2 separate regions of the Homo sapiens genome follow, and region 2 is linked to region 1. A link is a loop called in an ENCODE intact Hi-C map of the cell type or tissue named here. Cell type or tissue: chondrocyte. All regions are shown on one strand. Each heading gives the region's core, and the rest is flanking DNA. Links, peaks and the distances in the headings are about the cores only. Region 1 holds the start of LOC107984711 (a long non-coding RNA gene). Region 2 holds the start of MIR7843 (microRNA 7843).

Evidence for each region. A loop is a pair of places that touch in the nucleus more often than their neighbours do. Peaks named below come from ENCODE experiments on the same cell type or tissue, not always from the same donor. Only the 100,000 strongest peaks of a DNase experiment are listed, where the experiment ranks them.
Region 2: it touches region 1 in a loop (8-fold over the local background); 110 of 110 quality-filtered maps call a loop at or near these places.

What each region holds. Positions count from the first base shown.
Region 1 is chr14:72,896,606-72,911,827 of GRCh38, reverse strand. LOC107984711 (a long non-coding RNA gene) reads left to right here and starts at 3,486. Exons shown (of 3, transcript XR_001750998.1): 1 at 3,486-3,728; 2 at 5,270-5,355; 3 at 14,183-14,457. It also overlaps the pseudogene LOC124903429. In chondrocyte, for the core only: a CTCF peak has its summit at 6,699 (motif pointing right); no DNase peak of the experiment used is centred there.
Region 2 is chr14:72,509,642-72,524,863 of GRCh38, reverse strand. It overlaps RGS6 (regulator of G protein signaling 6), which reads right to left. Exons shown (of 18, transcript NM_001204424.2): 14 at 14,585-14,710; 15 at 6,327-6,513. It overlaps MIR7843 (microRNA 7843), which reads right to left and starts at 8,044; the gene lies at 7,966-8,044. RefSeq lists enhancers at 5,046-5,135, 5,226-5,375, 5,846-5,915, 9,593-10,093, 10,628-10,697. In chondrocyte, for the core only: CTCF peaks have their summits at 7,587, 7,801, 10,417 and 10,645 (motif pointing left); no DNase peak of the experiment used is centred there.

The DNA of each region.
Region 1 (15,222 bases), core at 3,076-11,075:
GCAATATCTATTAAAATTAAAAATACATATTTCCTTTGACCCCAGAATCCTACTCCTAGGAATCTATTCCATAAAATAAAAGTGCTAATTTGTATGAACATGTGTGCAAGAATATTTATTGCAGCCTTGTTTGTAGCTGCCAAGAACCAGAAACCTAGTGAATGGCCATTAATCAGGGAATGGCTGAAAAATTAAAATATATTACTCCATAGAATATTATATGGCCATTCAATGGGATGAATGATAGCCTTACCAGATGTCTGAGAGAGATTTCCAAGAGATACCAGTGAGTGAGAAAAGTAAGATGCAGAATGAGTGTAATGTGATTCCATCATTGTAAAAAAAGAACAGAAAACCTCCCTGCATGTGTCAGTGTATATGAAAATGTATACTGGTGTGTGTATGGTTACAAAGGAAAATATATATGGACACACCCTATGTTCTTGTTAATGTTGGAGGAGGAGAGGAAAAGAGAACAGTTGTTCGTAATAAAAACAGCAAGTATGATATGATCCTATCCATGTAAAACTGTGGCGTGTGTGTGTGTGTGTGTGTGCATGTGTGTGTATATAAATGCACTGCAAGAAGTCTACCTCATTTTTACTGGTTAGGATGGTGAGATTTTAAGAGACTTTCATTTTCATGATTGTATCTTTATGTATTGTTCCAATTTTTTTTTTTTTTTTTTGAGACAGAGTCTCAGTCTGTCACCCAGGCTGGAGTGCAGTGGCGCTATTTTGGCTCACCACAAGCTCCTCCTCCTGGGTTCAAGTATTCTCGTGCCTCAGCCTCCGAAGTAGCTGGGACTATAGGCGCATGGCACCACACCCGGCTAATTTTTTATATTTTTAGTAGAGATGGGGTTTTGCCATGTTGGCCAGGCTGGTCTGGAACTCCTGACCTCAGGCAATCCGCCCACCTCAGCCTCCCAAAGTGCTGGAATTACAGGTGTGAGCCACCGCACCCAGCCATATTGTTCCAATTCTTCATAATAGATGTGCATTGTTTTTATGTCCAGGAAAAAGATGAAATTATTTTCACATTGAAAATAAAATGAAAACAGAAACCAAATAAACCTCAAACTCCTAATACCAATAGGCCTCGGTAATGTATACATTCTTATTTATCATTGGCTTGAGGGGGCTCAGCTGGAGAAAGGGATGAAAGAGCATGAACAAAGGGAACGCCTATTGCTCTGAAGTATTACCTCCATTGTGGATTATGGGGCAGTTGGGAAAAGGTTTAAAGTCACACATACATTTGCCACTGCCCATCTCTTTGATGGCTTTACTGTGTAAGCAGAATCATTTGCTGCTTTAGGTAAACTTACTTTTTTTGTTTGTTTGTTTTTTTGAGACAGAGTCTCACCCTGTCACCCAGGCTGGAGTGCAGTGGTGCAATCTCGGCTCACTGCAGCGTCCGCCTCCCAGGCTCAAGCAATTCTCCTGCCTCAGCCTCCCTAGTAGCTGGGATTACAAGCATGAGCCACCACGCCGGGCTAATTTTTGCATTTTTAGTAGAGATGGGGTTTATCATGTTGGCCAGGTTGGTCTCGAACTCCTGACCTCAAGTGACCCGCCCACCTCGACTTCCCAAAGTGTTGGGATTACAGGCATGAGCCATCGTGCTTGGCCTTAGGTAAACTTTTAAAAACTTTTAGTAGAAGTTTGATATTTTGGTATTTGTTTTTTTCCTTGCGGGAGATGCACCATGGTAAACTGGTTTTGAAATTCCCCACCTTCCCCAGAGGGGAATGTCAAAGCGGCAGAAAGGCCAAGAGAGGAAAAAGAACAGTATCAAGGAAAAAGAGGAGCTGGGAGGGGTGGCTCACGCCTGTAATACCAGCAAGTTGGGAGGCTGAGGTGGGAGGATCCCTTGAGTCCGGGAGTTTGAGACCAGCCTGGGCAACATAGTGAGACTTTGTCTCTACAAAAAAATGAACAAAATTAGACAGGTGTGGTGGTGCATCCCAGCTACGTGGGAGACTGAAGTGGGTGGATCACTTGAGCCTGGGAGAATGAGTCTGCAGCCTGGGTGACAGAGTGAGACCCTCTGTCTCAAAAAAAAAAAAAAAAAAATCAAATAAAAGGAGTAGAGGCTTCTCCAACAGTAGGGGCACTGACGGTTGCCTGCTGCTTCAAAGGTATGTGTGGTTTTATTCGACTGAGAAAAAGGTTTCTTCCCTGCTTTTCAGATAGCTAATGAAAATAGCTTTGTGTGATATGACAAACCTGGTGTTGCAAATTTTAGATTTGAGAGTAAAATTCATTTTTGTGTTTTGAACTTGAAAGAAGAGCTATTTGAATCCTTTTGTAGTTCATAAGCGTGATGATTGGGTTTTCACGCGCATGTGTGAGCTTGTTATGATGTTGGCATATTACCCGTCTGACGTGGAAAAAAAAAGTTATTTGGACTGGAGTTTAGAGATTGGCAAACTTGTTGACCTAGTTTTAAGTGGAGGCTGTTAGTTACTCTAAGTTTGCTTCTACAGTCATCCTTTTATTTCCTGCCAGTAAAATGAGGATCCTGAGAGTATGTCTAAGGAGCTGTTGAGAGGCTTACACAGGCTCATTTGGATAAAGCAATTTAGAACAGTGTCTGCACTTGGGAAGCAGTATTCAATGTGACTCTTATTATTATGATGAATCCTTTCTCATTGGTTGGGCTCAGCTGTCTGCTTGAACAGGAAGCACTTTACAAAAAGTTTTTTGGAAATGGTTTATAATGTAATATAGGGTATTGATATAGTTTAAGATTCTGAGATATTGTCTGAATTACTTTGTGTATAATACTTCACCCAATGCTGTGAACTTGAGGGCACTAAATTCTATTTGATGGCAAAATTCAATCAATGGTTACTTATAGTCAACTTATAATGAGATTTAGGGATTTAATAGGATGTGGAAAAAACTTTTGATTTCTTTAAATAAATGTGTTTTACAATAAAATCAGGCACTATGGATTTTCTATTTGGGATAGCACAAATAGAAAGTTTAGCTCCATGGATGTCTAGCAGGTTCCATCAGGAATGCCTTTTTCTTTTTCATTTCTTTCTTTTTTTTTGAGATGAGTTCTCACTGTGTTGCCCAGGCTGGAGTGCATGTCACAATCATAGCTCACTGCAGCCTTGACCTCCTGGGCTCAAGTGATCCTCCTGCCTCAGCCTGCTGAATAGCTGGGATTACAGGTGCACACCACCACACCTGGCTAATTTTTGTGTTTTTTGTGGAGACACAGTTTCGCCATGTTATCCAGGATGGTCTCATACTTCTGAGTTCAAGTGATTATCCTGCCTCGGCCTCCCAAAGTGCTGGGATTACAGATGTGTGCCACCACGACTGGCCAAGAATATCTTTTTCTAAGAACTAATAAAAGGGCCTTTTATGATATCATGTTATGAGGATGAATTAAGAGGTTTTGCTATTGGATTTGAACTATTGTTTCATGTTACGATGTCCCACCACCTATTTAACCTCTTCAGTTCTGCCATCAGAATGTTGGAGTGCCATTACCAACTCTGCATCTCCTCCTCTCTTCCTCCTGGAGTTCTGGGTAAGCTATTTTGACCCACCCACTGGGAGAGCACTCTGGGCGTTGGAAGGTTAGGAGCCCTGAAAAGAAGGCAGGAGAAGAGAAGCCCTCATTCTTCTACATTAGCTGTGAGCCTGCAAAGGAAACCCCCTGCAGGGCTCCCAGATTTTAAAAGCGCCCTGGTGAGTAATGACCTGGTGAGTAATGCTCCTGCAGAGCACATGCGGGGCTCTGCCCTGTCTCCCACCTCTTTCCTTATAGTCCTTACTTAAAATAGAAACCAGTTAAATATGGTAGCCAGCTGGGAGCCTGACTTTCTACTCCTAATGCTCGCCTACCTGCCTCACGTTTAGAATTTTTTTTTTTTTTTTTGCAAAGTGAAAGCAAGTTTATTAAGAAAGTAAAAGAATAAAAGAATGGCTACTCCATAGACAGAGCAGCCCTGAGGGCTGCTGGTTGCCCATTTTTATGGTTATTTCTTGATGATATGCTAAACAAGGGGTTGATTATTCATGCCTCCCCTTTTTAGACCATATAGGGTAACTTCCTGACGTTGCCGTGGCATTTGTACACTGTCATGGCGCTGGTGGGAGTGTAGCAGTGAGGACGACCAGAGGTCACTCTTATCACCATTTTGGTTTTGGCCGACTCCTTTACTGCAGCCTGTTTTATCAGCAAGTTCTTTATGACCTGTATTTTATGCTGACTTCCTATCTCATCCTGTGACTTAGAATACCTTAGCTTACTGAGAATGCAGCCCAGTAGGTTTCAGCCTCATTTTACCCAGCTCCTATTTAATATGGAGTTGCTCTGGTTCACACGCCTCTGACAGCAGGATTTCAAGACCAGCCTGGGCAAGACAGCGAGACCCTGACTCTCTTGGGAGACCAGGTCCTGCTCTAGTGGCTGGTCTGCATGCAAAAGCGCCCCCAGGCTTGGCCCAGCCCCTTGGGATTCACCCCGCTTTTAGAAATGTAGAGTAAGTTCCAGAGTGCTTGGACATCCTTTCCTAAAGGGCTTTGTGTGGGGGACAGATTTGCACCCCTTTTCCAGCAGCACCATGTGCTCTTGATGCATTTAAGGCATCTGCTCTCCATTTATTCTCCTGATCCCAGAAAGAAGATTGGGAATAATTATTTGAGTTTTCAGTCTGTGCTCTGGGTACCTCTTTGCAGAGTGTCTGAGGCATAAATCTGTCTGTGACTTCCGGGACAAATGAATAGTCATTTGAAACATCAGCCATGGGTAGGTGTGGCCTCTGGGGCTTTTCCACAAGGCAGGGCAGGGCTAATCTGTAAAATAACATTTGAGGCCATTCTGCTGGATGTTCAAGTTCAGGTACTTGACCATTCAGGGGACATAGATATAGGCTACAGGTACAACATGGCATTCACAAAGGAAGAAGCAGAAGGTGTTGTAGGTTTCATGAGCAAAGAAAGTAGTGTGGGTTGCAGTTTTGTTACAGGTGTAAGCAACAAAAAGAAAAAAAGATGAAAAAATAAAAGAAACAAAATGAAAGTGGCATGGTGCATGTCTTATATTTGCACAGGGGTTGCACAGGGAATGTCTCTCCAAGTTCTTGCAGCAGGGAGAAGGCAGGTTCCAAAGCATTGCTGGCTACCCCAGCAATCGGGGCACTATGAGCAAACTGGATCAGTGCATACTAAGGCTGTTTTTTTTTTTTTTTTAATTTTTTTCTTCTCATGCCTTGCATTCCTTCTGGGCAAAACTGGAATAGTTCGGGAATTCTTGCTTCATGTGCTGTTGAGTCTACTGAATCTAAGTTTCTGGCAACAAACGAACTAGATGGGCAAACAATTTGAGGTAAGTGTGTGAGGTTAATTTTTTCTTCTGCTCTCAATGAATAACAGATCTGATGCAAAAACAGCTCTGGCTATGGAAGTGGGCATCTTTTTCCCCCCATCTGACTCAGCATAGGTGAGAAATAACTTGAACATGTTTTACTGCTCTAATGGTATGCAGGATCACAGGTCATCTTTTCTTAGAGGAAAGTCTCTGCTCCCCTTGAATTTGCAGATGGACTCACCAAAGCTCAGCAAGGAAAAGAGGAATTATAAAGAGGACTTAATTAATTCATTATTTTTTTTTGAGACACAGTCTCACTCTGTCATCCAAGCTGGAGTGCAGTGGTGCAATCTCCACTCACTGCAACCTCTGCCTTCCAGGTTCAAGCCATTCTCCCACCTCAGTCTCCTGAGTAGCTGGGACTACGGGCATGTGCCACCACACCCGGCTAATTTTTGTATTTTTAGTATAGACAGGGTTTCGCCATGTTGGCCAGGATGGTCTCGAACTCCTGACCTCAGGTGATGCGCCTGCCTTGGCCTCCCAAAGTGCCAAGATTACAGACGTGAGCCATTGCACCTGGCCAAGAGGATTTACTTTTGTTACAACATGTATATTTTGGTTGATCCAGTGGAGTAATTTCTTTAATTTCAGCTAAGTGATCTAGCCATGGTTCTTACTCAACTATATCACTCAGAAAGTATCCTAAGATCTGGCTGGGCATGGTGGCTCACACCTGTAATCCCAGCAGTTTGGGAGGCTGAGGCGGGCGGATCACATGAGGCCAGGAGTTGGAGAGCAGTCTGGGCAAATGGCGAAACCCTGTCTCTACTAAAAATACAAAAATTAGACAGGCGTGATGGCCCCCCTCTAGTCCCAGCTACTCGGAAGCCTGAGATAGGAGAAACACTTGAACCCGGGAGGCGGAGGTTGCAGTGAGCTGAGATCGCACCACTGCACTCCAGCCTGGGTGACTGAGTGAGATTCTGTCTCAAAAAAAAAAAAAAAAAAAAAAGTATCCTAAGATCTGAGCAGTCAAGTTTTTCATTGCTGCATCGGTTTGACAGGTGGTGTATTCTTTACATGTCAATATCCTGATGGGGCATTAATGCAGGACTGTCTGTCATGGACCTAATTGTCATTCACTTTCAACAAACATCTCATGAATACTTACTATGTTCCAGAACTTCTTGACAGAAGAACTCGTTTGTGTCATAGTGGTGCTCCTTCAACCTTTTCCTGCCTTCCAGGTACCCATGTAAATATTGCTGTTTGGCAGTTCCTTCTAGAGCTGGAACCCAACAGGATTTCCCAACTTTATGACTTTCAAAGGGTGGCATCCCTGCTCACTGACACTAGAGGGCGCCCAATTGCCAGTAACAAATTTGGGCACTGGGATTTAGGGCACTGTTTGAAAACTTGTTTTACTCTTCAGCAAAAAACAGTTGCACAACTTCATCCTCCTCCCAATGGGGCATCAAAGAAGGAGACACTCTAATGTGGACTAGACGTTGGTTTGTTTCCATTAAGGCTTGCTTTCCTAAAACCCAGGCTTTTGGACTATCCCTGAGAACAGTGAGTAACTTGTTAGTAATTGCATATCCTGGTTGTTGCATTTAATCCCATCCTGCTGTCATCCACCACATCCCTATCTAATTCCAGAATATCTCAGCATGAAGCTCTCGAAAGGACTGGCTCCTTTCTAAACCTCAAAAGGCTTACAGACAGACCAGTCCGGTTCTCATTTTGCTCTCTGTTTTGTCTAATGCCCCTTTTCCTTGAACACAGGCAAGCCTTATCTCCCATTTTGGTCCAGGACTATCTGGCTACAATGAATTTGTTTGGTCTCATTCTGTTAACTCAGACTCCCTCTAACTCCACCATTCCTTGTCATCTGTTCTTTCCCTTCTTTGTTCCTGTTCAGCATCAACGAGTTCTCAATTTTGCATTTTCTATCTGGGAAGAAGGGAGAAGTATTTCTCAAGTGTTGACTGTGTGTCAGTTACTCTTCTTTATGTCACTTACAGTATCACATGCAGAAGCTGGTATGAATAGCCCCATTTTACAGATGAGTACACTGAGGTTCATGGTCAAGTCACCTGCCAGAGGTTGTGTACCTTGGAAGTAGTCAAGCTGGGATTCAGTTCTAGGGTTTTTGGATTTCTCTTTCTCCACTACCACCCTCCTTCCTTAGACTTTTATACTATTTGATATTGTCATCAGTGCTTCCAGTCATATTCCTTGTTTTTGTTCCTTGGTTTTGTCACATGAAAGTTTATCCAAAATTCATAATTCATGATCAAAACTAGCTAAAGACATTATAAAACTGAAAAAGGACCTCAATTCAGATGGAATTGTCCCTCCTACCCGCACTATATCTCAGAACTTAAAAGAAACCCAAATTTGAGGTAGGAGTAGCTTTGGTCATTAAGTAAAACAGGTTCTCAGTTCAGCCCGCATTGTGAGACTTCATTTGAGGAGTCACTCCAGAGTAGCTAATATACAAGATTTTTTTTTTTTTTTCTGTCTTGCTTTGTAGCTCAGGCTGGAGTACAGTGGTGTAATCATGGCTCACTGCAGCCTTGACCTCTGGACTTAGGCAATCCTCCCACCTCAGCCTTCAGGCTTCATATAAATATAGAAGCACCAAATTGAAAATTGAATCTCTTCTAATAGTCTCCATTTTCTACCTGTTTAACACAGTTCTAAAGGAGAAAATAGCCACAGAAATTTCTGGTATTTATTATGAGTAGAGAATTTTTAAAAATAGCTTAATTGAGATATAATTCATATACCATAAAATTTACCCACTTATAGTGTACAAAGCTGGGCATTATAGTGTACAAAGCTGGTTCCATGGCTTCTATCCATCTCTCCTGCTGTGGTCACTTGAGGTGGGAGGATCCTTTAGCCCAGGAGTCCAGCCTGGGCAACATAGTGAGATACTGTCTCTAAAAACAAACAAACAAACAAAGTACACAGTTCAATAGTGTTTAGTATATCCAGAGATATGTGCAGCCATCACCACAGTCAATTTGAGAACATTTTCATCACCTCGAGAAGAAACCCCATATCGTTCAGCTGTCCCCCTCCTATTCCCACACACTTGCCGTCTCCAGCCCTGAGTAACCACTAATCTCCTTCCTGGCCCTGTGGATTTCCATATTCTGGAATTTCATGAGAATTGAATCATAGAGTGTGCAGTCTTTTGTGACTGGCTTCTTTCACTTAGCACTATGTTTTCATGATTCATCCATGTTGTATTGTAGCATGTAACAGTACTTTTATTTTTTTTTACGGCGAAATAATGTTCTCTTGTATGGATACACCACCTTTGGCTTATCTATTTGTCTGCTGATGGACATTTGGGTTGCTTCCACCTTTTGGATATTGTGAATAATGCTGCCATAAACATTCATGTCCTGTTTCTTTGTGGACATATGTTTTCATTTCTCTTGGAGATATACCTAGGAGTGGAATAGCTGGGTCACATGGTAACTCTATGTTTAGTCATTTGTGGAACTGCTGGACTGCTTCCCAAAACAGCTGGACCATTTTACAATTACACCATCAGCATATTAGGGTTCTGATTTCTCCATTTCTCTGTTCTTAATAACAATTGTTATTTTTGACTTTTTGATTTTAGCCACCTAGTAGGTATGGAGTAGATTTTTTTTTTTTTTGTAAATAGAGAGAGAGTCTCACTATGTTGCTCAGGCTGGTTTTGAACTCCTGGCCTCAAGCCATCCTCCCTGTCTTGGTCTCCCAAACCGTTGGGATTATAGGTGTGAGCCACCTGGCTGGGCCTAGCTTTTTTTTTTTTTTTTTTTTTTTTTTAATGGGGAGGGATTTATATCACTAGATTTAGTAATTTGTGCTTTTACTTATTCTTGCAACTACCAATTATTAACCATCTGCTAGGCCTTGGGCCAGACTCTGGAGATTTAAGGTGTCCTATCTGGCCTCTACACCTTGTGGGATAGGAAAACAGAAAATGAGATGTACTAAAATACAAGTATTTTAATAGAGCTATTCATAAAACTGTGCAAAAACCCAAAGCAGCAAGTGCCTAACTTGAGATATATTTAATCCAAATAAGTGTTAGATTTAAGCTACTGAATGGCTACGATTAAAATGTTTACCATCAGCTTTATCAAAAGCCTTTCTAGAAACATGGTGGCTTTCAGAGTCGCTGTTAATGAGCCCACTTGTGTCTAGAAAATAGCCCTCACTTTCAGAATTGTCATTGAGTTACAACTATTACAATATGGTGACAATACAAATATGTGTCTGTTGTACATGGACACAATAAGTCGTGTTATCCTTTGATTGGTGAGAACAAAGAGCATCTGATGACTTTGGGATTCCAGGTACAGAAAATAAATTTCCTTTGCTGCTTAGGTCTTTAATAGTCCCATTTTATTGGATTTTTCGCCTTTCCCCTTACCAGAACCAATTACTTCCATTTTTTCCCTTCTCTCAGCAGTCCCACCTCGCTGATTTTCCCTGCTCCATTTCCTCTATCTTTATTTACTTCGGGGTTCTCTGGGCTGTGCCTCTGTCCCAGAACCCATTGCTGCATTGGAGAAGTTGTCCTCAGCCTGGCTGCCCTGTTGGCTTAGATGCATTTAAAATGCACAGGGCCCTCTGTGGGCTTTAGGAACATTTGCTCACCTTCTTCTCTTTTCCTCTGGAGTAGCATAAACATGGAGTTGAGGTCCTTTTGCAACTATACAGGCCAGAGTTCATTGCCCGAGGCTGTCTGAGAACAGAAAACACCTGCTTTATTTCAGCAGGCCTCTGTCTCCCTCTTTGCCAGAGTGGGGGACATTTTAGGTTCCGTGGCTTCCATCCATCTCTCCTGCTGCGGTCACCTATTTTTATATGGTGGTGTAAATATCTGCAGGACAACAAGACTTAATATGCCCTCCTGTGCTTGGCTTGTAGACTTCTCCTGGATGATTCCTGACTAATGACAGAGTAGAAGCCTGAGGTCATGTAAATGTTGTGAGTGAGGGAAACAGGTGCCTGGGAGTGTCACCACACTTAAAGCAACACCCTGTAGAAAGCCCTCTTTGGGGGCCTTTGAGGCATCCACCTTTGCAGATGAAAAAAAGCTTCTCTAACCAAGAAATGGCCAAGGGGTGAATTTTCTTTCTTCACATGTATGTATAGTTTTAAGGAATTTTGTTCATGCATGTCTTGGTCACTCCCCATGGTGGTAATAAGGGACAGTGTTTTTCTCCTGTTCCATTCTGTCCCTGTCTGCAGGAGGCCTTGCCAGTTGCTTTGACTTAGGACAGAAGAACTACCAGGATTTCAGATATGGTGTCCATGTGGGTGGGCTGAAGGAGGACTTGGAAAATGTGGACTTGGCAGGTAGAGGAGGGTGGAAGAGAGAGAGGAGAGTTAGCCATCTTAAATAAATAGACCCCATGAGAGCTCTGCAACCAGTGGCTTTATCAGGAAGAAGACCCGAGGCCCACTTGAGATGGTCTGGTGTTAGTGAGGGAGAAGGGGGCTGGGGCTGGTCTTTAGAGTAGACTGTGATTACTCTGTGTGATTTGAGTGGAGAAACCTCCTGTGTAAAAATATTCCATCTGCTGGCTTTCCTGGTGTCTGAGGTTCTAATCAAGCCACTACTTATGCACGTGTGTGTGTGTGTGTGTGTGAGAGAGAGAGAGTGTGTGTGTACTGTGTATCTTATGAAGTCTTAATCCCTTCCTTGTGTAGGTTTTGAGGTGTCCTAGAATTCCCTCTTAAAATGCAACCACCCAGGAGGGAAACTCCTTTAAATCAATTCAGAGCATGTCGTAAAGGAAAGGATGGGGATTAGAAGAAGGGAATTTGGAAGAGGCTCCCACTGAAGGTGAAGTCCTTAGAGGAAGGAAAGCTGGCACTGTTGCGTGGAGGGGGATATTAAGACAATCTCAGCCTCTCACAGCCTCTCAGCCTAGGTTACCCACCATTGCCCCAGGGGATAGATTTATACCAACATTAGGGAAGTGTTGGGGATGGAGGATTAAGGTTTTCTAGTAAGGCAAACCCCTGCTCCATGACAGAAAATCTCAGTGCTTCATTGGCCTCCAGCCCTCAGGCCTTGGCCTTGACTGTGTGTTTCTCCAGTCAAGACCAAGCTGACCAATGTCCATTCCCAGGTGCATCATCCAGGGCCCCTCCTGTGTCCCTCAAACCCACAGCATGCCAGTCACCAAGTCCTGCCGATTCTACTTCCTTAGAAGCCACTGATTCTGCCCTGTATACCTCATCCTGGGCTGCCACAGCCCCTTAACAGGTTCCCAGGCCTGCAGCTCAGCTTTCAATCCATGGTCATGCTGCTGCTGGAATGAACTTGTAAAAAAAGGCAGATGTCTTCATTTTCACTCCTAGCTTAAAATCTTTTGGTGTTGCCTGATGGCCTCCCAGATGAAACACATTTTTTAGCAATAACACCCGCTCCTTGCTTCTGCTTTCTCTGTCTCACTCATCCCTCTGCATAAATTACCTTCCTACCAGAGGGATCTCTTGAAATCACAGTGCCCTCTCCCACTTCCCTGAAGGTGCTGCCATCTCTGTAGGGACACCCTTTCCTCCTCCAGGTCATCCGGGACTTAGCTCAGGCATCAGCTCTTCTAGGAAGACGATCCTGACCTTCTGTGTTCTGGCAGGTGCTCTTCATCCAGCCCCACAGTGCCCTGAGCTCCGTGGCTTCCTGTTTCTGCCTTGTAACTGCCTTCTCCTCCCACCCCATCTCTCAAATATGATCCCTTTAAAGTGGGGTTATGGGGGTTTTCTTAGGTCTTTCTGTACTCCAAGGCCCAGCAGTAGATAATCTACAAATATTTGCTATATGAATTAGCTGTTGCTAGGTTATGGTTTTGGTGTAGAAGGCCTTTCACCCCTTGGCTTATTTCTAAGAGCTCCCCAAGCAAGGCCCAATTTAAATATGACCTTCTCCTTGAAGTCTTTCCCTCGACCAGCGTTAGAAATGCTCAAGAACTACCCCCTCCCTCCACTGACGTTCTTTGATATGTATCACTTCTCCTTCTTCTCCTTTGTTTTGTACAAATCTGTGAAAATCTCAATACCTTGAAACCTTGAAAACCCAAAGGAGTGAATGCATTCAACAAACACTCAAGGATGAACCCTTTGGATTACGGGCACCAGGCCAGGAAAAGAAGACTGGCTGGGCAGGCTGCTGCTTCCTTTTAAGTCACATCAAGTAATTGCTCTACTTGCTCACAGGGTTGGGCCTACTGTCTTTATTCTGTCTCCAGATGGATGGAAATTGCTTTTTGAGAATTGTTTCCACATCTGGTTTATTTTTATTTTGCCACCTGTGCCTAGCGCAATGCCTCCCTTAGAGAAAGCCTCCAGTGACTGAATGAATGAATGAATGAATGAACTAAGTTAGTGAGCAGCAGTAAACATTGATTCTATTTGACTCTGCCCTGAATTATGAGGTTTCAAAGGACTACCCCAGGAGCATCTCGCATCCTGAGAAATTGATTGTGTGTGTGTGTTTGTACACACTGAGATACTGTGAAGGGCCTAAAAACTCCTCTCCCAACATTCCCCCAGGAACAGAGAAAATTAGATCGCAGTTTTGATGCTCCCTTTTCTTCCAAAGGATTCCTCTTCCTCTTCAGCTCAGTGCCTGGAGGAACATATCAGAGCTGGTTCTGGATCTCAGGGAACCAGCACAGCCAACCAGTCGCTGAGGCCATGGCTGGTTGCTCTGTGGATGGACGGAGGGATTGAGGGTGAGCTTGTTCTTGTTTTTAATCCCCATGGGACTTAAAACCCCTTCAGCTCTTGAAGTCCATTAGGAACTGCATTTGTTTTGGATGGCTTTTGTGGCACACTTCCTCTTTCAAATGAACTCTTTGGCTGTTTGGAAGGCCTGTGTCTCCTTCTCTTACTTCTCTCTCATGTTTACATGTGCCTTTAAAAAGTCAGCTGGAAAGGTTGGCACTTGCTACGGAAATGCCATTCTTTCCTGCTTCTGGATGGGTTTCTTATAGCTTTGTGTTGTCTGCTGAAACAGCCCTCAAACTTTTTAGGAGTAAAGAGGGATGGGGGCTGGGTGTGGTGGCTCATGCCTGTAATCCCAGCACTTTGGGAGGCCGAGGTGGGTGGATCACCTGAGGTCAGCAGTTCGACACCAGCCTGGCCAACATGGTGAAACCCTGTCTCTACTAAAAATACAAAAATTAGCTGGGCGTGGTGGCAGGTGCCTGTAATCCCAGCTACTTGGGAGGCTGAGACAGGAGAATCGCTTGAACCCGGGAGGCAAAGGTTGTGGTAAGCCGAGATCGGATCACTGTACTCCAGCCTCAAAAAATAAAATAAATAATTAAGAAAAAGAGAGATGGATGTCCTTTTGGCTTAGGTTCTTGGGTCCTTGGTTGTGCCCAGTGTTCCTTCAAACGGATGGCATTCAACAAATACTTGAGCTGGGCCAGGGAGTTTCACTCACTGACATCAAGGGTGAGTTAATATGGTTGAGAATGGTCCCCACACTTCTTTCCCTGGTGACACACACTTCTTATATGTTTTTATTGTACAGTGCAAAAAGGCAGATCTCTTCATTTTATTGTACAGTGCAACACTGTACAATAAAAATACAATGCCATCCACATGTACAATTTAAAATTTCCTAGTGGCCACATTAAAAAAAAGTAAAAAGAAATAGGTGAAATTAGTCTTCATAACATATTTTCTTTAATCCAGTAAATCCAAAATATCATTTCAACAAATGATCAATGTAAAAATTATAATGAGATATTTTACCTTCTATTTGTCCTAAGTCTTTGAAATCAGGTGCATTGTTTTATACTTACAGCGCATCTCAATTGGGAGTAGCCACATTTCAAGTGCTCAGTAGTCACCTGTGGCCCATGGCTCCTATATTGGACAGTGAAGCTCAACATTCTCCAGGTGAGATGTGGAGGTGATTATTCTGGGGCCACTCTGCTCTCCAAATTAAGCTGCCTAACTAGCTAAATCAAGATAAAAGGGATAGAATACAATGAAGTGTATTCAAATATATGAATAGCTATGGAGCTTTAGAAATGGGATTTTAGGCTATGGGTGCGGTAGTTCATGCCTGTGATCCCAGAACTTTTGGAGGCTGAGGTGGGAGGATCATATGAGTCCAGGAGTTTGAGATCAGTCTGGGCAACATAGTGTTACCTGGTCTCTACAAAAAATTAAAAAATGAACTGAGTATGGTGGTTTGTCCTGTGGTCTCAGCTACTTGGGAGGTTGAAGTGGGAGGATCACTTGACCCCAAGAGTTTGAGGCTGCAGTGAGTTATGTTGAGCTGTGTTTGCACCACTGCACTCCAGCCTGAGCAACAGAGCAAGACCCTGTCTGAAAACAATAACAACAACGACAAAAAACTCCAGGGCTTTGGGAGGCTGAGATGGGTGGATCACCTGAATTCAGAAGTTCGAGACCAGCCTGGCCAGCCTGGCCAACGTGGTGAAACCCTGTCTCTACTAAAAATACAAAAAATTAGCTGGACGTGGTGGTGGGCACCTGTAATCCCAGCTACTCGGGAGGCTGAGGCAGGAGAATCGCTTGAACCCGGGAGGTGGAGGTTGCAGTGAGCTGAGATCACACCACTGCACTCCAGCCTGGGCAACAAGAGTGAAACTCCGTCTCAGAAAAAAAAAAAAAATTTAAAAAGTGTTTTGGTATCACAATCAGCAAGAAGCCTTTTTTAGGGTTATATAGTTATGTGACCCCTCATTGAAACATCATTCTTATTTATTATTTTATTCTAATCCAAGTTGTCCATTTGCTCATTTTTCTTGGATTAATGAGTTTAGAAAACTAAATGTGATGGCTAATTTCACTTTCTGTTGTGCCTTGTTTTTT
Region 2 (15,222 bases), core at 3,191-11,190, 390 kb after region 1:
TTCCACTATCAGTCCACTTAAAGGACAGATTTCCAATCCAATCCTATCTCAATGAAGTGCTTTCTTAGGTCTGGTTTGTTTTGTTTGAAAATGATGTGCTTTTAGATAAGCTCTGCCTGATGGCAAAAAAAAAGCCATCTGGGCCTCCTATTTCTCATGTTATTTCCCTCTGCACAGAATATTATGCCGCACGGGTCAAGGTTTCCCAACTTGAATGGGAGAATGGATGTTCATGACATGGGTGTATGGGCAGATGGACAAATGATTGAATGGATCCAGGGAGATAGTCCTTGGAACATCCTTGGTACTCTGAGATTTAAAATGGAAGCCAGGCAGCCACTGTGCTGGCATTTGATTTCTATCTCATCTAGAGCCTGTGAAGGCTTTGGAAAGAGACAAATGCCCTACAAGGAAGCTGAAGGTTCTCAATACTTCCTGTGGTTTAATTCTCTCCACCAACAACTGCCAGCAGAGCTTTATATGACATGCCCCAGGGTTCAGAACTCTCTCTTGGCTCCAGCCTACTATGCCCATCACCATGGGATTCACCATCTTCCAGGTAAAAGCCTGCAATGCTTTGCTACTGTCTTCAGGATGAGAAGCTCAAATTCCTTAGGATGCATTCCAGGACCTGAAAATTCAGTTCTTACATCCTTTTCTGGCATTTTTTCCCATCTAAGGGCAGATATTTTGAGAGAATTTCTTTTGGATCCAGCTTAGAATTACGAAACCCCAGAGAGTACTAAAGTCATTAATTTTTGTGAGTTCACACTTACAAATATATAGCACTTTTTACTTTTTCAAAGATTTTTCAGGGCTATTAGCTCATCTGATTTCTCTGAAATCCTTAGCGGGCTGTAAAGAAGACATCACCCCCATCACCCAGATGAGGAAACTAAGGCACAAAAGGTCAAGGCCCTTGCCTCAGACCACATAGCAAGCAGGTGACAATGCAGGTCCTTTAAGGCCACATGGTTGGGAACAGAGAATTAAATCCATAGCATAAAGAACTGAGTCCTTAAAAAAAAATAATCATGGCCTATATATTTTTCTCCCCTCACAAGGCTAAATCTATGAAATTGGAACAACACAGCAAACAGCTGAGGACTATGGTCACAGCCCACAGACCTTTATGGAAGATTTGGTCTTGGCCCAAAATTTTCAAAAAAGCTAAACGGATCAGCAAAACACAAGTACAAATGCTGGGCCCACGATAACAGGGTGTCTTGTGAAATATTTCCACAGGAAGCAAATACAGGCAATTAACTTGGCTCTAACAATGCGTGTGGTCAAATAAGAAACAAAACCCATTGGAGAGAGGCTGCACCCCACCCCCAGTCCCTGCTTCCAGTGAATCCATAAATCTGGCTGTACTTTCTCTCAGGCTACTGAGCACTAATATTAAAGCATATGACCACTGCAGGGGGTTTATGAGAACCATCATGACCAGCTGAGGAAGCCACCCAGAGCCCCTGAGCCCCATGGGCTGAGGTGTTAACATCCCCATTTAACAGAGAGGCAAACCGAGAAGAGAAAGTTTAAAGAACTTAAATGGATAATTCTAGAAGGAACTCCCAGACTCTTGGCCTTTCTCTAGGGACTAGAACTTCTCCAGGTCTCAGTGCGACCACCAAGCCCTCAGCACTAACAATCCAGGGACAGTGTGGTCTGAGCAGAATCTTGGCCAGCAAGCGAGGACATCTGAGTGCAAGTCCTGGCTGGTCATGGGCTGCTGAGGATTTTAACCTCCTTTTTATACCTGGGAACTTCTGAACTGCACCTACTTTGCTGGGGCAGGCAGCCAGTGCTGTCCAGGAAGGTAAGGCAGTGTGAGTCTCTTGGCACCTGCTGACCTCTGCTCCGCAACACTCAATCCTCATGTAGAAACATTCACAATTCAGATTGCTGTGTTGCCATGGCTGCGTCAAAACCAAGTCTCCTCTAACTTACTCTCCCCCAAAAACTGAAGATCCTTTATGCCCAATCCTCTATCCTGTAGCTTTCTGGATTTCTTGAAGCATTTCAATAATTTTCATGACCATGTGCTAGATTTTATTTAGCACAGGGTCACAAACTACAGTCTGTGATTCAAATCTACAGATACAGACCTGTGATCTAGATCTTTACATCCCATGAGCGAAGAACAGTTTTTATGTTTTTAAGTGGCTGAAAAAAACTAAAAGAAGAATTGTATTTTGTGAAAAATTATATGAAATTGGATTTCACTGTTCATAAATAAACACAGCCATAGGTCCTCATTTATGTTGTTTACATTGCTATGTTGTTGCATTGTAGCTGCTTTTGTATGCAGAATCGAATAGTTGTGACATAGACCACATGACTCACAAAGCCTGCAATGTCTACTATCTGGCTCTTTTTAGGAAAAGTATAGTTTTTTAACTGACCCCTGTTTTAGGTAAAAGGCAGGTTACAGGATCACGCTATTTGCAAAATCGCCCTGTTGTGGAATGAATGTTGTGTCTCCCTAAATTTCATATTGTTGAAGCCCTGATCCTCAGTGTGGTGGTACTTGGAGGTGGGTCTTTTGAGAGGTAATTAGGTTCAAATGAGGTCATGAGAGAGGCCCTTATGACGGGATTAGTGTTCTTATAAGAAGAGGAAGAGAGACCAGAGTTATAAGGACACAGCAAGAAGGCGGCCACCTGCAAGCCAGGAAGTGAGCCCTCACCAGCAACCAAATCTGCTGACACCTTAATTTTGGATTTGTCAGTCTCGAGAACTGTGATAAATTTCTGTAGTTTAAGCCACCCAGTGTGTGCTATTTTGTGGTAGCAGCCTGAGCAGACCTTACACGTAGCTACACACATAAATCAAGGAAGAAAATACACCAAAATAGGGGTTATCTCTGGGTGCTAAGGTTATGTGAAATTATTTAAAAATTTTTACCAAATACATTAAACACTACGGCTTAAAAAGAGAATATTAGTGACATTAGAAAAATAAGATGGTAGTATTTACTCTGTCTTATTGTGGGCCAGACATCGTTAGTGGTTGACATGCTTCCTTTCACCTGGTCCCCATTCCACCCCTATGTGTAGGCTCCATTGTATCCCTGTTCTACAGATGAGGAAAGGAAGACTCAGGGAATTTAAGCAACTTGTCCAAGGTCACTCTGCTAGAAAGGAACACTTTGTATATTTATGGTGGAAATACACTTCAGAAGCAATAGGAAATTGGTCTGAAAATAGGGATTGGCTTAGGAAGAGTGTTTTATTTGAATTCATGGGAGACTAATCCTAGCAGATAATGAAGAAGATGGGGATGCTTAAGACATCCTCATGTCTAGTCTAGATTGCTGTAGAAATTAGATAGAATGTATTTAGAAGTACTTGGAAAATGGTAGAGCACTGTAGGTTGGATATTGAGATACTTGTCAATATGTAACCTTCGTTAGGCTGACTTCCCCACTTCTTCCATCAAAACTTTCTTGAAGTAGAGACAACATAAATGTCCAAGAAGAGAGGACTGGTTGACTAAACTATGGTGCCTCCACACAACGGAATACTATGCAACAATTAAAGAACCAGGCGATAATCATACTGTTGCTGTATTTTTAGCATTGTGGTTTAGAGACTGCTCTGTGTAGTATAAAGCAAATGAGTAATTATGCTATCATCCAGTGCCCTTGAAAGTCAGGATTGTCAGCATAGAGAAAAGAGGCACAGGTGTAAGAAACAAGCGGTTAAATAAAATCCCCTGTAGGTCAGAATTTGAATTAAAAGTATCAGTATGAACTCAGGATGTATTTTTATTATAAACAGCAACACATTTCCTAGCTCTGTCGACTGAAAAGGGCTGGAAATGATAAACAATCCAGGAACAATGAAACACTCTAAGTGCCTAGATTTTAGTCTCTAAATACCATTTCTCACTAAGAGGAATCAGGGATCCTTGGAGAAACAGCTTATTCTGGGTAAGGGCAAAGACTGGAATATCTTAGCTTCCCTGCTATTTGGATGATGTCAAAGATCACTCTTAGGGCTGTGTCAGAAAGAGCCAACTGGCCAGAGATGGCCCAATCCAAGCATCAATAAAAGTAATCAGCAAAATGGATTAAAACATAGCATATATGTTTAAACTCATGAGTTTACAAAGATAGTAAAACCAAAATAGACCCTAATGTTTACCATAGGAAGATAATAGCAAACCACTCATTTTGAAAACTGGCAAATGAAGGGAGAGAATCAAATATTTATCCTGCTTTTCTTATGTGAATTGTACTGCTAGTTAATACCATAGTGGTGGAGGGAAGTTTCTCTTTATGAAAGTATTCCAGCTAATAAGTGAAGAAAGAATAAAATTAGTACGTTGTTGTTTTGTAACCTCTAATTAACTAATGGATATAAGCGATAGACATCAATATCTGCAAAAAGGTCAAAAAGAGAGGTGGCTAGACATGTGCCTTCTGATAGGAGAGCACCACACAATCCATGAAGTGGTTTTGTCCATAAAAATCAAACCTAAATCTGATTAAATATCTTATAAAACGAATTTATAGGAAAGAGAGATGATAGAAGAACATGCTAAATAGCACCACAGGGCTGCAATCAGAAAAATCCAGAGCTTGGAACTCTTTACAGGACAAAGGATCTAAATCCTTCATCAAATAAATTGCAAGGGGATGTGAGGAAGGGAGGGAGATAAAGGATATTGTGGCAATATTAAAACAAAAGGATCTTTTTTTTAGAGATACATATCTAAGTTTACAGATGAAATGATGCAACATCTTGGATTTGTTGTAAAGTAACCTGGTGGCAGGTGAAAAAGTAGATGGGGCTAGAGATAAAGCAAGATCAGACGTGTACTGATGATTTTTGAGGCTGGATGAGGGTCTATAAATGTTTGCTGTTTTGCTGTTTCCACTTTTCCAAGTGTTAAAAGTTTTCATAATAAAAAATTAAAATAAATCCCTCCTGATGTCATGCTTGGAGTGTTAATACTGTGCTAGATGCATCAAGGTTTTGACCAGTATCCCTCTTCTTGTGTTTCATAAATATTGGAGTTTGAGCTTCAGCTTGTTCATGCAGGGAACCCCCACGGAACTCCCCTGTCACTCTCCTCTCTGGCCATGTCAATATGGTGCTTGAAAGCATACGTACATACACATAAGCAAAAATATCTCAGCAAAGAGCTCTCATGACTCAAACATTCTGCTTTGAAGCTGCAAGGGGTATATGAAGGAGTCATGATTTCGTGATTGGCACAGGCATTTGATGGAGCTCGTGACCAGGGGGAGAGAAGTAGATAGTTATGGTGTTGAGGTTGGTAGGTGTTTCCATCTTGAAGTTCTGAGCAAATGACAAGGTAATTCTGGATGATAAGGGACACTGTTCTCATGCCATTATTTGCATTGGTGCAGCTACACTGAGTTTCCTAAATCAGATAATAATGTCTGCAAGGGGCAAACCACCCAAATTCTCTACTGGGGGCCCCAGAGGTGAGAGAAGTAAGTGGGGTCAAGGAGATAAGCAAAATCTTAAGCCCTGTCACTGGGTGTGGGATGGTGACAGGAAATAGAAATTAGGGGCCAGGAAGTAAGAAACCAACCCAATGCTTATTTTTAGAAATGGCACCTCCCAGCCGTCAAAATTTAGTCTGCTGGTTAGGGTGGTTCCTGTTTCTTTAGCCAGCATCACTAGCATCTGTGAGCATCTTAATTGTGTCCTACAGGGTTGGGAGTCCCTCCTGCAGGCTTGCTTTAACCTAGGGTTCACCCATTTGGGGCACTTTTCACACTGTTGAAGTTGCCCATTTACTTGTCTGTCTCCCACTCAACCTCGGTGAGAACAGGGGTTTTGCCTGTTCTTTGTGGTATCTTATCACATAGCGCAGAGCCTGGAATATAGATGTGCTTAAAAAATATTCACTGCAGAGCTGGAGATCACTGCGGAAGCAGTGTAGAGAGGTGGTTATCAGTGTGGGCTTCAGAGGTAGACAGATGTGGGTTTGACTCATGGCCCTGCTAACTCACTACACCCACTTCCCCAATGCTGTGTTCTGGTTTCCAGATTCTATCACTGACTTATTACAAGCCTTCAGATTTTGTAAAACACTTTGAGGCTTTCCTGGAACAAATAAAGCATATAACTGCACATTTTGGTTTCTATGTAATACATAACCCATCTAGGAAAACGATCCTGGGATTTTGCTGTGCGCCTATCTGAAATGGTTTCCACTGATGAACTTAAAAATAACCAAATCTGAAATTTTAACTACCCACAATGCCTTGAACTTGTGTTAATAGGTCAGGCAATGAAGGGGACAAATGAACACCTTATGACAACCACTTGAGTAGATAAGCAAACCTGGGCGTCTTCAAATGTATATCTCCCTCCATCTTTGACATTTTGACTGGTTATCTCATAGCTGTGAGAATCCAGGTTGATTGCACTTGGAGCCCCTGGAGCCAGAAACTCTTGCCAGATTTCTTCTACCCTCTTGGCCACATCCTGTAGGGGTTGTTTCTTAAGATCTTGGACAGCCAGCCAGAACCTGAAGTGGGAGCAGAAACACAGTCAGTTCCAGGGGGCTCAGCATCGGGATGTTGCCTGAGATGGCCCCAGAGCTGATGTCCCATGAAACCCATTCTGCTGCATCTCTCAGCCTGCCCTGATGCCACTACATGAGCTGCAAAGACCATGGAGATTGTGAAAACATCAAAGGTGTTCCTATGGTGCAGAACAGAAAAGAATTGCATATTAAAAGATCAATGTGCTTCTCGTTATCAGAACGGGATTTCTCTCCTTCTACATGAAGGTTTCTCAACCTCAGCACTATTGCCACTTCAGGCTGGATAATTCTTTGTTGTTGAGGCTATTCTGTGAAATGTAGGATGTTTAGCAGCAACCTTGGCCTCTACCCACTAGATGCCAATAGCAACCCCCCTTCCCAAGTTATGACAACTAAAAATGTTTCCAAACATTGCCCAATGTCCCCTGGGAGATGAACTCATTCCTGGTTGAGAACCCCAGTGCTACATACATGCCACCATGCAGACAGTGTGAGACCCTTTGTCAAATCTAGTTGGGATCAAGTGATGGCATCAAAATGGAGGAGAGATCCCAGAAGCAGGCAGTGTCCTGGAATCATAAAGACTATCTGTGTAAGAATGAACCAGCCATTCCTATTATAGATGGAGAAACTGAGCCAATTCACATCAGTGCTCAGCACGGTGCTTGGCAAATAGTAGGTGCTCAATATATGGGTTTCAGAGTGAAGACGGACGCATCTGGAGCAATGCTGAAGAGGCATATGTTGAAAACTTCTCTGCAGAATGGTTCTCCTTCTGCTGAGAGCAAGAGAGAAAAATCTGCTCACTTCCGTATTTGCCTCTGTTTAATCCCTCAGCATCCGCATGGGAGCAGTGAGCTCTTTTCTGCTGAGAGCAGCAGCAGCCAGAGCCAAAGCTTGGACAACAGCTACCGGGTCTTAAGGATGGTTCCCAAGGCAGCCTTGCAGCAGGATCCAGGTCTGGGTGTCATATCCTTTGCCCTGTGCATGGACAGGCCAGCTCCCCCATCAGTGAGTAAGAGAGTAGGTCCTGTGCTGGTTCCGAGAGCAGCGGGAATCACAGGTAGTCTAGTCAACAGAAAGGGAGGGACAAGCGAAGCTGAAACATGACGTGGTGGAAAGTGCAGACAGTGCATTCAATCTGTCATCAAATTTCATCCAAAGTAAGATGTACTTGTTTCTTTTTTTTTTTTTTTTAGGGTTAAACATGTTTTTCTGTTGCTGTTCAGAGAAATGTCTTTGGAGCCAAGTGCATGGCCCAAAGGTGCCACTCAGTGGCAGACTGGAGTAATGCAACCCAATTTCTGCAAGGCAAGACGACTGTGTGTGTGTGTGTGTGTCCCCAAATGCTGGGCTCCAACTCTTCCCCTGATTTGCCATTTTTTGCCATTTAGGATTCTGATGATCTCCTTAAAGGAACCTCTCAGCGACCCTGCAGAGCCAAGCGTAAGGCAGAGAAGGCTTCATGACTTCCATCAGATCAGGAAGCTGGCTCTGCCCTCATCCTGTCTACGCCATATCTTGCCTTGGTGTACCTTTCTGGGTGCCTCTCTCTTCATCTGTAAAATGGGCACTGAGTGGATGGAGGGATATGTGGCATGGCTCTGGAAAACTTCCTATGCAGACTTAACTCAGAAATGCTTTCAGGTCCTGTGAGGGGGAGCTGAGGAGGGGTCAGTGTGGTGGCCACAGGCTCAATGCTGGCCCAGTGTGATCCCTCGGATTCCAGCCTTCTCTCCGCAGGTGGCCTGGGCAGATGCTGCCGCCCAGCTCTTGCTGCTGCCATCTGGTGTCCCCTGCCCTTCCACAGCTCTCTGACAGCCACAAGTCCTGGGTGCTCAGGTCCTTCTGGCTTCTGGGTGAGAGGAAAGCAGTCGTGTTTCTTTATCCAGAGTCCAGAGAGGGTGGGGAAGGAAGGGCTTGAAAGGAGCTGTTCCCCTACCTCATTGTTCAGGTGGGCCCTTGACTCTTGAGCTGGGGCATGGGTCTCCTCCATCTCCCAGGCCTGCCCTAGGTTCTGTAGGGCTCTCTGTCCACTCTCTCAGGTCTGCTGTGAAAAGAAGGAAGTGGCCGGGAGGCTTGCCAAGTGAAAATGGCCATCTGCTGGTGAGAGTACCTACAAGGCTTTCTCTGCCTGGAAGGCCATGTCTGACCAGTAGGTGAAAGATGCGGGGAACCTGGCTCTATAGGAAGAAGCCAGTGTTGGCTTTTCCAAGGCCCAGAAGGGGTCAAATGTCCAGAGACGAAGTCAGTGAGGCTTCCTCAGCCCCATGCTAGGCAGACAGGAGAACCAGGTTCACAGAGGGAGGCCGTCTGGGCTGAATCCCTGGCTGGAAGCAACCTTCTGGGTCAGCGTCTTCCCACGCCCCCTGGGCCCCTGCAACTTCTCACACAAATGGATGACACCTGGGTGATTTCCTGCCCCCTCAATCAATGCCACATGGGAGGTCACTTTCTGTCACCTCTGTCAGCACTGAGGAGGAGCTGCTGAGCCCCTGTGGGAAGGCCCTGAGGACCCTGGGAGCTCTGCAGGCTCCCTGCGGTTCCTGAGGGCTCAGGGTCCTTTTTGCAGGATGATTTGGGTGCCACATGAAAATGTACATCACTCAGCTGGATATAGAGATGACCGGAGCTGATGGAAATACAAATTTCATAATCAATTTTTTTGAGACAGGGTCATGATCTGTCACCCAAACTGGAGTGCAGTGGCTACATCTCGGCTCACTGCAACCTCCGCCTCTCAGGTTCAAGCTATTCTCCTGCCTCAGCCTCCTGAGTAGCTGGAATTACAGGGGCATGTCACCATGCTCAGCTAATTTTTGCATTTTTAGCAGAGATGGGGTTTCACCATGTTGGCCAGGCTGGTCTTGAACTCCTGGCCTCAAGTGATCCGCCCGCCTTGGCCTCCCAAAGTGCTGGGATGACAGGCGTGAGCCATTGCACCAGGCCGCGGAATCAAATTTAATAAACTTTTATGTAAAAATAAAAAGGTTTTCTTTGTCACATAAAACCAAGAATTTTTTTAAGTACAAGTGAAAACAACAGGCATGCTGGAGGAAGAGGAAGGGGAGGGGAGAGAAAGGGAGGGAAGGAGGGGGAAAGGGCAAGAAGGGAGAGGGGGAAGGTATGGGGTAACATTCCCTAGACAGCAGTTTTCTCTCCCTGCACACACTGGGGACTCTCCCTGGCCTTCTGTCTGCCTTGGAGTTGACCTGCCTTGTCTCTCTCAGGCAACAGCAAAACTGCTGTCACAGCAGCATCCTGACATCCCGTATGTGTTTACCATCACTGGTTTTGAGGAACCTTTGTGTCAATTTGAAATTCAGAACAGGCTTTGGTTAGTGTTGGCCATCTTCGAGCCCCACAGGCCTGAGCTGGGAACTCAGAGCCCAGGCCACATTCCCCGCTGCAGAGAGCCACAGCAGCTCCTCTCTGCACATCTGCTGCCCATGGGAAGCCCCTTGAAGCTTTGGAAGCTTCTGCTCTTATAAAAAACCTGCAGGTACCGCTCCTCCCCAAGGGCAGCGGCAGGGAGTGAAATGCCAGCAGCTGCATCAAATCCATCCATCCTGCACTGAGCCTCCATGGCTTGCAGCAGAAGGGCCGTTGTGACTGGCAGGCCACAAGGACTAATATCTGGGAGACCACCTGTCCTGACCTGCCCCTGGTCTCTGCCAATTGTCATAGCTGCAGTAGGGAGGCAGCCCCTGTGCGGGCATTTGATCCGTGTTCATGACTTAGAAATGCTGGCGGGGAAACTAGCTTTTGGAGCGAGGCAGCCTGGGCTCAGATACCACTGGGGCGAAGCAGTGGAGAACAGGGCTGGAGGACCATCCAGGGGCTGCCCCAGTGGGAGCCTCCTTTCTCCCTAGAGGCTTTCAAGGAAGAGGATTTTCTCAAGGCTGGCTGGGTAAGACAAACCATTTGGCCCTTGATCATTCTCCATCCTACCAGGAGGTCTGGGCAGGCCCTCAGTCACCAGTTTACATATCTTTTCATAAACTAGAATTTTCATGGGTTAGAAAATACAGCTTTTGGTTCGCTCCCAGAGAAAAAGCAAACTCCAGGAGAGAAGAAAGTGTTTCTATGCCCTCTGCTGGTCAACCAGAGACGTAGGCAGCAGAGCTTAAACTTGGTTTAGTTCCCGGTGGGGCTAAAATTCCGGGGTGCCTACGTTAGTAACCACCCCCAGCACCACTGAAGCTGAGTTCTGTTCACTGGGCAGTGACTGAAACACTGCAGATGGTTGTGGTGTCGTGGGAGTCACCTCTGTTCCTATTAATCATGGGTTTGGTAAGTGGTGGATCCTGCTGGGCCTAGTGAACCTTCTGAGGTCTTCCTTGGACTCAGGGCAACTGCCAGAGACAAGAGCTCTCGAGATGAACCTGGTGCCCCACTGTGTTCTCTTTTAATTGCTTCTCCCTTCAGCCGACACTGTGTGGAACTCGGATCATCAATCTGCAGGTTAGAAGAACAACTACCTTCTCTCAGGAGATGTTACAGCTCACAAAAAATGTACGGGGGACACTCTTTGCTGTGGGTTTTGATTTTTAACTCATTCTCTGCTGTGCAGCAGAGGGTGTCAAGCCAGGGAGGACAAAGATTTGTGTAGGGGAGATGTGGGAGAGGGAGCAAAGATGGGAAGGAGTGACTGTCATTATTCTGGGAAAATGCACAAAGCAGGAAGAAGGATGAGGCCAAGAAACTGAGCGGAGCTCCCTGCATCAGAGCTGTGAGGCCCCTGCCTTGTGGACAGAAGCCATGAGCATTCCCAAGGCACTCAACAAACAGCTGTCTGTGGGTCCACTCGGTGCAAAGGGAGCCTGCACCCAGCTCAGGTGGGTCAGAAAAGGAGAAAAAGAGGTAGACCCTGCCACAGAGAGCTCACAGCTTCAGCAAAATGCGCTGCTGGTCATACCCCACCCAGTCCACAGAGATGATGCCCCCACCCTCATCTCACAGACCCACCCAGAAGACACTGATCAAAGGGGATGTCAACTTCTATTACATCATCATAGAAATTGTTCCTTAAAGGATCCAGGGTGACACTTTGGGGCTCCTCCATTCCGCATTCTGAAGCTCTGATAGAAATTCAGCCACTTGGCTACTTAACTGGCACCCCGTGGGTTGTGCAAGAATGTTATGATCTAAGCAGCCCTTTCACTGGAGAGATGAGAGGGAGCACAGGAGGACAGAGGAAGTGGAGAAGCACTTTGTAATTTACCCAGGTGAGTTCTGGTCAGGCTTTTTCCTGCCATGCTCCAATGCCAGTGGCCTGGGCCCCTCACCAATCCTGCGGAGAAGGGACGACTCCAGCACGGCCAACATGACAGGTTGGCAGGATCCTCAAGTTGTGCCATATTGCACAACTCCCAGGGGCCTCCATGGCATGAGCCACAGTGGAGGTGCATCTGTATAGCCATGCCTGGCCACCCTGATATTTACTCAGTCAGCTCTAAATCCGCCAGCCCTGTGCCACGGTTGGTGCTAAGATGATATCTGCAGCTGAAGGGATGAACGCAATGGAACGGGGAAAAGGCTGCCCTGTGATGGGTGACTGAAGAGTCCTACAGTTATGTGATTTACGACTGAGCTTCTCTCTCACCCACCATGTATCCAGTTATGCTGAATATCATAAAAATGGAATTTGGGCATCCAGAGAGGATTTTAGAGGCTCTTGGCTATCCTTTTCCTCCCTGCTATTCTATTTCCTTTCCTGTCATGGAGCAGGGGTGACCCTCTGAAGTCTGGATTTCTGCATTCTGGGGGTGTGGCTTAGGCTCTGGCACATGAACACATGCTCACATGCATGCTTTCACCCAAGATTAAATGTAGCCCTCCTGGCATGGGGAAAGGAGCTGGCAGAGGCGCAGGAGGTGATGGCAGGAAGAAGCACTGAACACCTGCCAGGGACACACTCCTTGGTGCACTCTGGGCTTTAAGTGTGATGCATAATTTGTGAAACTAGTCTGAACTGATATGTGGTTCTGGCTACACTCGGGACTTTCTAGAATGAATGCTCTGACCAGGCAAGGTGGCAGCTGAGCCAGTGGATGCTCCTGGGACCCTCACAATGACCAAACTCTGGGTCATTCTTCAAGCTCTCTGCAAGAGTGCAGGCAGCAGAGGGTCCTGAGGCTACTTACGGGCTTAGAGGTAGTTAGGTAAAGGGGGCCTCTATACCGCTCCATCTTGGAGACCCAAGGGGAACAGGTAAGAAGGGAAGATGAGAAGGACTCCCAGGGGTGGCTCATAGGGACCATGGAGGGGGTGGAAACTGGGACTGAGCTGGCTACACAGAGAGGCCACCTGGGTCCATCAAGCTGGCCACAGAGAGCCTTCCTTCCTATACAGGGAGGCTAGTCTGAGCACCACCCTAGTGAAGAGTATTAGAAGTCAAGCCTTCTGTTACAAATGCTTCATTAGGCATTGAAATGAAGCTCTGAGATGTGTTTGGAATCATGCTTCAGCACAAGGAAAGGCTCTTGTATAATAACCCAAAATAAGATACTCAACCTTGTCTGGTTTATAACAGACACGTGGATGCCTAGAACAGCACGCTCCATACAGCTAGTCGGCATCTACGTGTCCTCTCAGGACCTTATGGAGTGGGAGAGTCCCACGGCCACCTCTTTCCTCATTTGGTCCTCCAGCTTGGAATATTCTCTCTCCTGCTTCTTCGTCTACTATTATCCTGTGTATTCTTCAAAGTCCAGCTTATGATTTAACTACTTCAGCTTTGATTCTTCTCCTTTAAATGCTTTCGAAATGGTTCTTAGAGTTTACACTCATTTATAGACATTCAATGATTTAATCATTTCTTGTGTTTTTTCCTCAAGGACCTACAAGGTCGTTACAGGCAAAGATCACACATCTTGACTTGCATCTCTCAGCAGACTCTCACAGGGCTTGATACAGCACAGGTGTAGCATAAATATCACTTGATTGACGTATGGGACCGATGGTCTCAACTTCAAATAAGTGCATGGATGTTGCACATTAACTTTGGAGGGGCAGTCCTTTGCCCGCAGCACATGCTCTGAGTTTTTAAAGTAATACAATATTGAAACATTATTAAGACATCTTTAAAGAAAACAGCACTGGAAGATGGGTGTTACTCTACTATATAAACCAAAATCTGGTACAAAGAAAAAAGAAAGAGAGAGATTCCATCTTACCCATTAAAAAGTCACCAGTTTGCTAAGATCACTAGATAAGTCTCAGATAAGTCACATTTTCTGCAGATTTCTGATTCTTCATCTAATACCATAAAAGTCTAAATAAACAAGTTCCCAAATTTTTCATAACCAAGGAGACTTTTCCTTTCAATTCACCCCCTTTTCTTCCTCTCATATTGGACCTGAGGTTTTGAATATCTTATTTTTTTCTCCTATTAAATAGTAATTATTAATACATTTCCCTCATCAAGTATTAGTTATAGACCAATAGGAACAATCAGGTGTTCTCACTGGCGTCAGATGATCAGAGTAACCACTATTTGGAGTCGACAGAAGTCATTCTAAAAGAAAAAAGCATGTTTTTATTAGCTGCTACTGTTACGTAGCTGCTACAGTTACATCACCAGTTACTGAGTGATATTTACTTTGCTCTTTGAAATTCTGAAATGAGCCCACTGACTTCTCCCTCTTCCGTTTAGCTTCTCAGATATTCAGGACCCCAGACTGGGAAGTTTTGAGGAGACAGCCTCTGAGATGCCTCTCCACTCTGAAGCTCCCTGGTTCTATGGCTGTACTTAATGAATGATGTTGTCAAATCCGTTTGACTAATTATTATTGAAGACTTATTTCCAATTAGTCGCACAAAGGTCATATAGACTTGAACTGAAACATGCTGGTGTTAGTAGGTGCTATTATGGTGGTGACAGAGTTACATATTTTAATTTGTTCTTCTCCATTTCAACCTCAGCCAGATTAGCTGGCATTTGAATTTGAACCCTGATAACGTTTCATTGAGAGAGAGAGAGATGGAGAGACCGATTATGCAAATTTCTTCACACACATTCCGCACACAGCTCAAACTTTGAGAGATTTACCTGAGGTTTTCTGAACTGAATTCGGACTCCAGGAATCGTAGAAACTGGTCCCGCCCCACCTGGTCCTTCAATATCTCATCGAAAGAGAAGCCCCATCTTTTTACTCGCTGTTGGCTGGGCTCTTTGCTTTGGGGTGAAGGAAGAAGGTTTAAAGAAGATCAATACCAGAGAAAAGCTCGTGTCATATTCTCTTCAGTGACTCAAGTCTGTTTTGCAGTCACTCACCAAAGGGAAACATCTCATATTTAAGGGGCAGATTCTACAAAAGCTGCACAAATTCCAAATGCAGACTTTGGTACACCAACAGTAACCAATGATGAACAGTTTCTTTAAGGAGGCATGTTAAGTGATGGTTGCCGGCATGCCCTTCAAATGGCTGCTGTCTACCATGCCATTGATTAAACTCCCTGGACCATTCCTATCAATTATGGACTCAACTTTTGACTCTAATTTTTTCACTAGTACTATAACCCAGGATGCTTCATGGACCCAATCTTTCATCAAAACACACTATCCTCCACCTCCCACCCCTTCCTCAATCCTCAGGGGAGAAATTATGGTCCTGTTTCAAGCCAAGTGATGTACAACTGGTCAGAAATGTATTGACACATCCAGAGTAAAGCATATTCTCTTGTTAG